Linked DNA regions of Homo sapiens: region 1 is linked to region 2. The links are chromatin loops, found by intact Hi-C in ENCODE. Cell type or tissue: dorsolateral prefrontal cortex. All regions are shown on one strand. Links, peaks and the distances in the headings refer to the core of each region. The heading gives the core; the rest is flanking DNA.

What was found. Peaks named below come from ENCODE experiments on the same cell type or tissue, not always from the same donor. Only the 100,000 strongest peaks of a DNase experiment are listed, where the experiment ranks them.
Region 1: it touches region 2 in a loop (4-fold over the local background); 2 of 110 quality-filtered maps call a loop at or near these places.

What each region holds. Positions count from the first base shown.
Region 1 is chr21:30,762,229-30,767,620 of GRCh38, forward strand. No RefSeq gene overlaps it. Among named protein-coding and RNA genes, the nearest start is that of KRTAP21-1, 9.5 kb to the left of the region's middle. In dorsolateral prefrontal cortex, for the core only: no CTCF peak of the experiment used is centred there; no DNase peak of the experiment used is centred there.
Region 2 is chr21:30,812,722-30,818,113 of GRCh38, forward strand. KRTAP8-1 (keratin associated protein 8-1) reads right to left here and starts at 553. Exons shown (of 1, transcript NM_175857.4): 1 at 1-553. The coding sequence starts at 499. The coding sequence ends at 308. In dorsolateral prefrontal cortex, for the core only: no CTCF peak of the experiment used is centred there; no DNase peak of the experiment used is centred there.

The DNA of each region.
Region 1 (5,392 bases), core at 241-5,240, 50 kb before region 2:
TTGCATAAACACAATTCTGAATCCTGTGCAATTGCATATATAAGCATGTGTTTCTGTTATTTCAGATGTGAGTAATCACCAAATAGTAAATTACTGAAGAAAAATTCTTGGATAAATGTCTGAAAAAATGGCAAAGTCACAGGTAACCACACACATAAAATGATAATAAAACAGGAAGATCACAAAATCTGTAGTAATGGATGATTTAAAATAAGATGGATGACACAGACTTGATAGATTCAAAAATGTATTTTATTGGGAAACTGATTTGCCATGTAGAGCACAAATGCTCATGGCCATAGTCACACCATTGGAAGAAACCATGAAACTTAAGGGTTAAATTTCAGGAAACAGTTGGCATATAATCTTTCTTCCATTAACATCAAACCTATCTATGGCAAAAATATTTCAAAGGGATTTAAATAGAGTCACAGCTGTCATCCTATTGTTACTTCAGCAGCAAATAATGCTCTGATAGTGATTTTCTAACAGAAAGACGTCTAGCATGCTCTGTAGCAAAATAGATAATTAGCCATTGCAAACACAGCCAGAATGAGAGCCATTGACACAGCCGTAGCTCGACCCATCACCACAGCCAGAGCCAGGGCTATATCCACAGCCTCCACAGGGATCTCCATAGTAGTAGCAATTCACGGTGTTAGGAGGTGAACGTCAATGAATTATAAGGGGTAATTCTGCATGTCTGAATGGTCCCCACAATCGCAGACCTTCACATGCAATCAGGGATGGGTGGGACACACTGAGTCCACCTGGTCAGTCCCATAGCAATTTGCTTCAAAGTAGCTCATTTTAACTAGGCACTCCAGTTTTGTTAGGAAGTCACTCCAATATTGTTAGAAAGGCTCTTTCTAATGTACTTTTACCCGGGGTTTGTCTCTAGTTGATAATGAGCCTGGAGCAATACTGGCTTCTTTTTCATCAATGCTGTTCTATTAAAAACATCCCACATGTGACTCGTGACCCAACATAGACCAAAATACGTGGTTTGTCCTCTAACTAAATGAAGTAGCCATGAGATTTTGTCTGGGTCCGTGTGTGTGTACATGTGTATATGTAAATATGTAGAATAATATTAATCCTACTTAACAGGGATTTTAATTCCTGTTAAGAGGGGTTTTTTTTGTCTAGAGTTGTTTTTTTTTTTTTTTTTTTCTAAAAAAATCAGGTGACTTGGCTAGAACCACACAGCTGTATGACAGAAGTATAACTTAGTCATCAGACTCCAAATTCCATATTCTTTGAGTCTGACTTAAAAAGAGAGCAGAGTCCAAAAAATCAGCTTTCATAAAAACATTGAAATGCCAATATTACCATTCCATAAATTGTGAACATCTATGACTTGTTTTTTGATGCTAACAGATCCTTGCTTACATTTCATTTTGACCTTCATAGGTTTGTATAAACCAAATGCAAATTGACCATTTCTACCTCTGCCTTCTATGAGTTCCAAGTCTCCCTTAATAAAAAAGGCATCATTATCACTTGCCCATCCAATCATGCTGCTCAGGATCAGAACTGTCTACCATTCTTCTTCCTGAAAGAAGAGTTAGGTAAAGATAGGGCTAAGGGAGAATGAATACAGTTTTTTCTGTTTTTCAAATTATGGGTCTAAGCCTGTGTAAAAGTATATCATCTTTAACCATGATCATATATAATTAAGCCATGAAGTACAAGCCATCTTGAGATTTGGACTTCCATCACTATTGTCTGTGCCTTTCTTTCTGCGCTAAAAAAAAAAAAAAAAAGAAAAAAATCCAATACCTACGCAATTCTTTAAAATTCCATGAATCCTTCCACATAGCAGGCTCTTCCCTGCCTTCTCCCTAGACAATTATACAATGGTGATATTTACTTGCACAAATTTAATTGGATATTTCACTACATAGTCACTAAACCAATCAATTCAATTTATCCATCATGGATTGAGAGCATGCCATATGTAAGGAACAATCAGAGCCAATCATACTGGTTTGCAATCCGTGCAGTTTATAAGGCCCAGTGCTCAGAAAAGGTTCCTGTGTTTGGAGTTTTAAGTTCTTAATACTTTTATCTTTGAATTTGTGGTTCGTTGATGAAGTCTGTAGGGAATGGAACATGTGCTGGGGTGCTGGGATGGGGTGTCAATTCACACACAGTCCCACCTCTCATCTCCAGCCCACCTCCCCAGAACAGGTCTTTGGTTTTCAGCTCCCTCACTCAGTGACTGCTGCCACCTTCTTTCCCCAGCAGGAGCCTGAACACAGGCATGGGAAAGGTCAAGATGGAACATCTACGAGGATCTAGACTCATCCAACAGATATTCCCATGCCCAAGAGCACATGACATTAATAGCAAACAAAAAGCATCATGACATGTCAAGAAAGCACGTTTTCCGTTTGCACTGGACTCTGCGAATTATGTAGCTGACCCTAGATAAAGCCCAACGTGTTCCATTGCCCTCCAGACTTCGTTGAGAGGATGTAAGTGGCAAAAAACACACATTCTCAGACCTTCAAGTTTCCATTAATATTTCAGGAGTTGGTCCTTAACCCCACACACTCATCCACCACTCACTCCACCTTGTTTCTTCCCTTCACCACCAAGTTTCTTCAACAAGTAGGCTGTGCCCAGAATTTTGCCATCCTTTTACTCATTAATTTCTCAATTAATTGCAATTTCTGTTCTATCCCCATCATATAACTAAGGCTGCTCTCAATAAGTCACCAAGGATGTCCTTGTTGCCTGGTTACTAAATAGACCATAGCATTATTTAACCCCTTTGAAGCATTTCACAACACAAACCCCCATCTCCTTATTGAATTTTAACTCCTAACCTCATCATTTTTCCTTGAAAATACATAATTCCTTACAAATTACAACAGATCAAAAGTCTATATTTTCCACTTACCACTGAACTGGTCTTGCTGCAAAATATTCTCAAATATATTCCCAAACATATTATTAAATTGGTCTCTTAAAGTTTGGTTATTTTATTATAAATATATCTTAATTAATATTTTGATAACAAATAAAACAAAATGACCAAACACTCAGATAATAAACAAATCCTTGTTAAGTGTTATGTCACATTGCCTGGAGCATTTTGTACAATAATTTATTACCAAACATAAATGCTCAACACTATGTCACTAGGTTTGACATCATGGCATAGTTTAAAGTTTATTAACTGTGGTGGAAACAGATGTTACCTGTTAAATACTTCTAACCTAGAAACATTATTATGCGTAGTATATAGAAAGGGCAGTATGACATGATACTAAGTACATTTTTTTCTTTATGGCTACTCACCAATGAATGCCAGCGATGTTAAGAACCTAAGTCAATAACCTATTGAGTCATTCTCTCATACCAGGAAAAATACCATCCAACAGAAAAATATATGTATGCTTAATTAATTAAGCAAGTCTTCAAAACTATTTTATATATATATTATATATATATCTCAATCACATGGTTACATATAACACATGGTCTCAGTCACCAATTCATGGACACTTTGTGAATGCAGTGAAAATATATATATATATATATCTCAAATATATATATTCTATATATTATATATAGAATAGTAATATATAATATACATTATATATAGAATAGTAATATATAATATATATTATATATAGAATAGTAATATATATATCAAATATATATATTTGATCCTTGTAAAAGTACTGTAAAAGGCAGCACAGTTATTTTAATTCCAGTTTTACAGAAAGGATAAAAATGAGACTGAATAAGAATGAGTTTTTCCTAAGGTCTCCCAGCTCCGAAGTGGCTCCATAACACCTTTCAGATCCACAGCTCACTCTTCTCTGGACCCATGTCTTGCAAGATGGTTTCCCAGCCTCTTACTGAAGACTTGTCATAAGAAAAAGATAACTAGTTCCCCCCAAAACATCATTCCATTAAAAAAATTTCCAGCTATCAGAGAAATCCCTATATGCTTCAGAGTCTCTCAACATTCAACAATGAATAGTTCCCAACGCACTTAGCATCTCTGTGGAACTATTGCCTGCACTGGGTGCCTCTTAAAGTAATTTTCATGAATCTTGATGTACCATCCTTTCCTAATGGTCTCCCCTGTTCCCAGTTTCCAGCTGGTATGGCACGCTGATTGATGGCTGCAGATGAGCTGATGTGACGTCTTCTAACCAAGCCTTTCAAGTTACCCAAATTCTGTGACTATTTGCAAGGGAAGCCTCAGACTGTCTCTGCTAATCTGACTCTTCCAGTAAAGACCAGACCTCTGTCAATAAGATGGCATGTTATTGATGCCTTCTCCTTTTTTTGATCCCTCTGGTCATTTCTGCAATCATCCAGCAGTCTACCTCCCATTCATCCTTCGAGGATGATCTTTTTGTCTCCTGGAACTTTCCACTCCCCATCATCTCTGACTTTGATGTTTCTTTTTTTATTTTTTTCCAAAGCACCCTCTCATAACTATTAGAAATATTGTAACATCTGTATCATAACCTGCCAGTAAGGTGCTGGTAAATGCACTTACTGGGAAAAAGTAAATAAATAAATACTTCCATCTTAGCCAGTTTCAAACCACCAACATGATGTCACTGATTGTGGAGCTGAGACGAGATATACACAATTAGCCTTCACAAGCCAACACAGCTAGCTCTAGCATGCTGCTGCAAGGGAGGCATCTCAGTGTGGCACTTAAGAACATGGATTCTGGCTTCAACTCTGCCTCTGCCACTAATTAGCCCTAAAATCTTGGACAATTCATTTCATTTGTCTGTGCCTCACTTTTCTCATCTTAAAACGAATATAATGATAGTACCTACGTCTTAGGGTTGTGAAGATTATTTGAGCTAATATCTGTAAATCACTTAGAATAGCACCTAGCCAATAGTAAGTGCTATTTAAGAGGTTTTATTTTTAATATAAATTAGAATGTGTGATCTTGTTATCTCTCCCATACTTCACAGGTGCAAACTTCTTGGAGTCTAGAACTTTATCTTATGCCATTAAATCTACAGCATCTAATAAAGTCATTATATAAAATTTTATAAATGTTTGATAAATGACTATTGATAGTTCAGGATCTAGAACAGAGGTTGGTCCATAAAAGGTGAATTTTTGTCTTTCCTCATAGCATCAATACACACACACACACACACACACACACACACACAATCTTATCTGCTCCCGACTTTGAAATTCTAATTTATTCTATTCTAGAAGATATCTCTCTACAATGTGGTCAGATTTCTAAAACTAACTGATAATATTTGATCTCTCTCTCCATTACAGAATTCTATGGCAAATCGTGTTATTTTTTCTGTTCTATATTCAGCATCATCATTCTTCTCAAGCCTCTGTATTTGAAAATCACTTTTTGTTCATAGAATCCCAG
Region 2 (5,392 bases), core at 136-5,135:
ATTTTGATAGACATATCCATGACTTCATCACAAGTCATGAGTGTCATGGAAAATTCAAAAGTAGCTCATGACAAGTGGGAGGTCAAATTTCCGAAAATGTCCCAGAGAACATCAGCCAGGGGAGGCAGCTTGAGGAAGCGTCTGCTTTTTCATTTTCCTCCCCTGGGACTCGAGGTAAGTTGGAAAGCAGTGTCTCTGAGGTTGATGAGCAAATGAGGACTGAAGGAGTGGATACGGGGGGAACCTGGAGATGTGGGGCTCAGCCTTCAAGGGAGAGAAGATGCTACACCTCGGGGATTTCAGCCAATCAGTAGAGAGCAAATGGCGAGTATCTCCTGTAGCCGAAAGCCCCACAGCCGTTGTAGCCATAGCCGAAGCCATAGCCCACTGGAGAGTAGGTGCTGCCATAGCCACAGCCAACGCTATATCCCAGCGGGTAGCCATAGCTGCCCCAGTAGCATCCTGGGAAGACAGCCCCGGGGAAGTTGTCGCAGAGCATGGTGTCGGGAGTGGAGGGCTTAGGTAGCAACAGAGTGCGTTTCCTCAGTGGGATGGATTCCTAGTCTCAGAACCTTCTTTATATATCCCAGCTCTGGTGGGTGGTGAAAAACACAAAGCCCTCATTTTCATTCTTGACACCAATTTACATTCTAAAAAGCTCATTAACTTGTTTTGCTCTTGCTTATGATGTCTTTACAGTGGCTTAAGAAAGCTCTCGTGTGATGCAATACAGGGAGAAGATGCCTTTAAACAAATTATTTCCCTTCCTAAAAAAAAAAAAATTATTGCCAGGACTTCAAAGCACTCTGTCTTATAGACCCCATATAACTCTGTAAGCAGGTATATAATATCAAGAAATATTCTGAGGTTGTTAGCTGTTATGCAGTCCTCTTGCTCTCTGAATTTCCACAACACACAGTTGAAATTCAATAAATATGTGTTAAATACATTAATATATAAAATAACAAATGGATAGTGAGTCTATCTCAAAATTCTCAAAATTAAAGTATGTCTTAGTATTCACCTGCTTCAAGGATTCTCTTTTTTGGAATATGAAAGACAAGTGCAATGGAACTCATGAGAAAGAGTCTTTTTTTTTTCCTCTACTACAGCTACCGTGTTTGGGAAACTGGTTAAAAGTGTAATCTTAATCATAGTCCCCTCCTAAACTATACCTAACATCACATTTCTAGAAGACTACTTGAATTAATAGTATTGAGATTTTAAAACGGAGTATTTGGATTAATCCTTGTACTGAATTGTCAAACAAATTTAATTTTTTGGCCTGAAACATATTTCAAACTAAACATTGAAACTAATAAGGTAAACACAGAAAAATGAATTAAAAAATTTATTGTAAGATTTAAAATTTTTTTTCTCTTAGATCTAATGAAACTAGATTGTCTGACAAATGTGATGATATTATAAAGGGCCAGATGACAACATGAAATCAGTTATTTCACTTTTACAATGATCATGCACCCCAGGATAAAGAAGGAATGTTATTCCTTTCTAAACAGAGAGTCAGTTCTCAAGCATGAGTTAAAGGAGGGATAAGGCTGATCAAAACTATCTTGGATCATGTAAGACCTGATATATTATTCTCAGACACCTGCATTAAGATTTCTTACAGTGGCACTTAGTAGAGAACTTACAGAACAAATACCAAAGAGGGCATATGGAACAGAAATAGGCACAGAGATAATAGGAATCATTCTAGAAGGCCACAAAACAGATATGTATTACACATGAGCTCTCCCAGATTTTACTTCATAACCCAGAGGTAACTTTGCTCCCTGCTATCAGCAGCTAGGAATCAAAGGCTGAATCCAAGAACAAGATGAGACACTTGGAAAATTCAAAACCATGCCAGTGTTCTAGCCAGCAGTAGACTAATTACAGCAGAGGCATTTTTTTTAAATATAGATATATATATAATTTTTTTTTGAGGCAGAGTCTTGCTTTATTGCCCAGGCTGGAGTGCAGTGGTGCAATCTGGACTCACTGCAACCTCCACCTCCTTGGTTCAAGCGAGTCTCCTGCCTCAGCCTCCCGAGTAGCTGGGATTACAGGTGCATGCCACTGCGCCAGGCTAATTTTTGTATTTTTAGTAGAGACAGGGTTTCAGCATGTTGGCCAGGCTGGTCTCGAACTCCTGACCTCAAGTGATCTGCACATCTCGGCCTCCCAAAGAGCTGGGATTACAGGCGTGGGCCACCGCGCCTGGCCTAAATTTTTTTATTTTTAGTTTTTGTGAGTGCATGGTAGGTTTATATATTTATAGAGTACATAAGATGTTTTGATACAGATATGCAATGCGTAATAATCACATTCTGGAGAATGAAAACACCTACAGTACCCTGCTTCGTGAGCAAACCTGGATGGCTGCCTATGGGGATTCAGTAATTAAAATTCAAACACGATATGTGGCTTATAGCTAAACAAGTTCAGGGAATTGAAATTAGATTTATTCCCAAAACATAAAGGTATTCAACCACAGATCATTCCCTAAAAATCATAGAATGATTTACATACTATTTCTACTGGCATCACATTGCTGTGTTTCATGATAGAAAAGCTGGTAATGTTAGGGAAAAAAGAAAAATTAGACAAAAAATAGCATTGTATAATGGATAATTTAAAATTTTTGAATTAATATTGCCAAAGGTCAATTATGTTGCTCTATTTAAAAGAATTCTCCCATTCGCCTACCCAATCTGACAAGATGCTAGCTTTGCCTTCTGCAGCACAAAACCTAGCTCTGAACATGAATAGTAATTAAAATATGTTGTCTTTTTTAAAACTTAAGCCCTATTTACAGAGAATGGCTTGGATTTTCTCTAGAAAGTCTACAGAAAATTCTAACAGAAGAAAATTTTAGGGAAACATATCATTTATCAACAAGTCATTTAAAAATTAATAGCGAAGTTAATCCTATATTGAGCCTATGAAAGCTTTATTCTGATAATAGGCTTATCAAAGAAAGAGCAAGGTTTTCATAAAGCCTGAAAGTATACAATGCTGAAAGCCCTTTTTCTTAAAAAGTATACAATGTAATAAATATAAAATTAAGTACAAAAGTATTTGTTGAGATGCTCAAAAAATCACAAAAAAATTAAACTCCTAAATATATAAAGCAAATATTAATAGACCTGAAAAAAGAAATAGATAGAAATATAATTATAGTACAGAGCTTCAATACCCCATTTTCAACAATGAATGGGTAATCCAAAAAGAAAACCAATAATGACACATTGTACTTGAACTTAGACCAAATGGACCTAACAGACGTGTACAGATAGTCCATCCAACAGCAACAGAATACACATTCTTCTCAAGCACACACAGAACATTCTCCAGTGTATATCACACGTTAGGCCACAAAATAAGTCTTAACAAATGTAAGAAGAATGAAATCATATCAAGCATCTTTTTCAACTATAATTGTATGAAACTAGAAATCAATAACAGGAGGAAAACTGGAAAATTCACAAATATGAGGAACTTAAACATTTCCTGAACAGCCAGTGGGTCAAATGAGGAATGAAAAATATCTCCACACACACACACACACACACACACACACACACACACACACACACACAAAACAGAAAAAAAAAACCAAAATTTTGGAATGCAGCAAAAATTCTAAGACAGAAGTTTATAGCAATAAACTCTACATTAAGAAAAATTAGAATTTCAACTAAACAACATAATTTTATATTTGAAGGAACTAGAAGAAAAAGAACAAACTAAGTCCAAAGTTACCAAGAAAAAAGGAATAAAGATCAAAGCAGAAATAACTGAAATATAATCTGAAAAACAGAAAAGAGCAACAAAACTAAGAGTTGGTTTTTTAAAAGATAAACAAAATTGACAAACCTTTAGCTAGACTAATAAAACAAGGGAAAAGACAAATAAAATCAGAAATAAAAGAAGAGATATTATAACATACTCCAAAAATATAAAAGATCATAAGAGACTACTGTGAACAATTATATGCCAAAATAATTCAATAACCTCCAATAAATGGACAAATTCCTAGAAACGTGCCACCTACCAAGAATACATCATGAATAGGAAATCTTAACAGACCAATAACAAATAATGAGATTGAATCAGTAATAAAATATCTTCCAACAAAGAAAAATCCAGAGCCAGATTGCTTCACCATTGAATTCTATAAAACATTTAAGAAGAGCTAATACTAATCTTTCTCAAAGTCCTTCAAGCAATTAAAGAGGAAGAAACACTTTCAAACTCATTTTATGAGGCCAGCATTACTCTAATACCAGTCAGACAAGGACACTATGAGAAAATAAAATGATAGGACAATATCCCTAATGACCATAGATGCAAAAATACTAGCAAACCAAATTTAAAAGCACATTAAAAAGATCATACACATGATCAAGTAGATTTACCTCTGATAAGCAAGAGTGGTTCAGCATACAAAAATTAATCAGTGTAATATACTTTACACATGAATAGGATGAAGGATAAAAATTATTTGTTCATCTCAATCGATGCAGAGAAAGAATTTGACAAAATTCAACAATCCTTCATGATAAAAATTCTCAACAAATTAGGTATAGAAGGCATGTACCTCAACATAACAAATGAATAAATCAGTAACAGTCTTAGAAATAAAACAAGAAAAAAAAGTGTTTCAATTGCTCCTATTGTTTTTAGGATAATATTTTTTAATCTTTAAACTGACCTAAAAGTTCTCAACTCTCTCTTCGTTAAGTTTTGCTGTCTTTTAGTTCTTCAAACTTCGCATGCTCCTCTCACTCTTAAGCTTTGACACATGCCGTTTGTTCTGTGAGGAATTCTCTTCCTTCCTCTCCTTCTGATCAACTCCCATGCAACCTTCACATGCCAGCTCAATCACTTCCTTTGGGAGGCCTTTCTGCCATTCCTGATTAGCTGGAGCCCATCTGTAGCATAACAGTAGGCCAACCTCTTCCTCGTATCTGTAGGACTTAATCGTAGTTCCTATATAACCTTCACTTGTGTGATGGGTATCTGTCTGCCTCATTAACATGCTTATTTCCAGGAGAGCAAGATAGTATTTTTAATCAGCCTTGATTCCTCACTGCCTCACTCACTACTGGGCGTAATATAGGTTTTCCATAAGTTTCAGTTGAATGAATTAATGAAAGAATATTCTAAACCTAACTTGGCTACTCACTTGCTGTGAGGATTGAGGCAAATCATTTTTCCGGGCCTCGCGTGACCCGACTGAAAAATGGGACAAGTTGACTTCCTGGGACTTGCCACCCTAAACATTGTATGATTCTCCCATCAAAAATCACTGATGAGTCAATATGACAATTCAACACTCTCTCATTGGAATTTGGTCAATTAGGCATGCGACTATGGAGAGTGC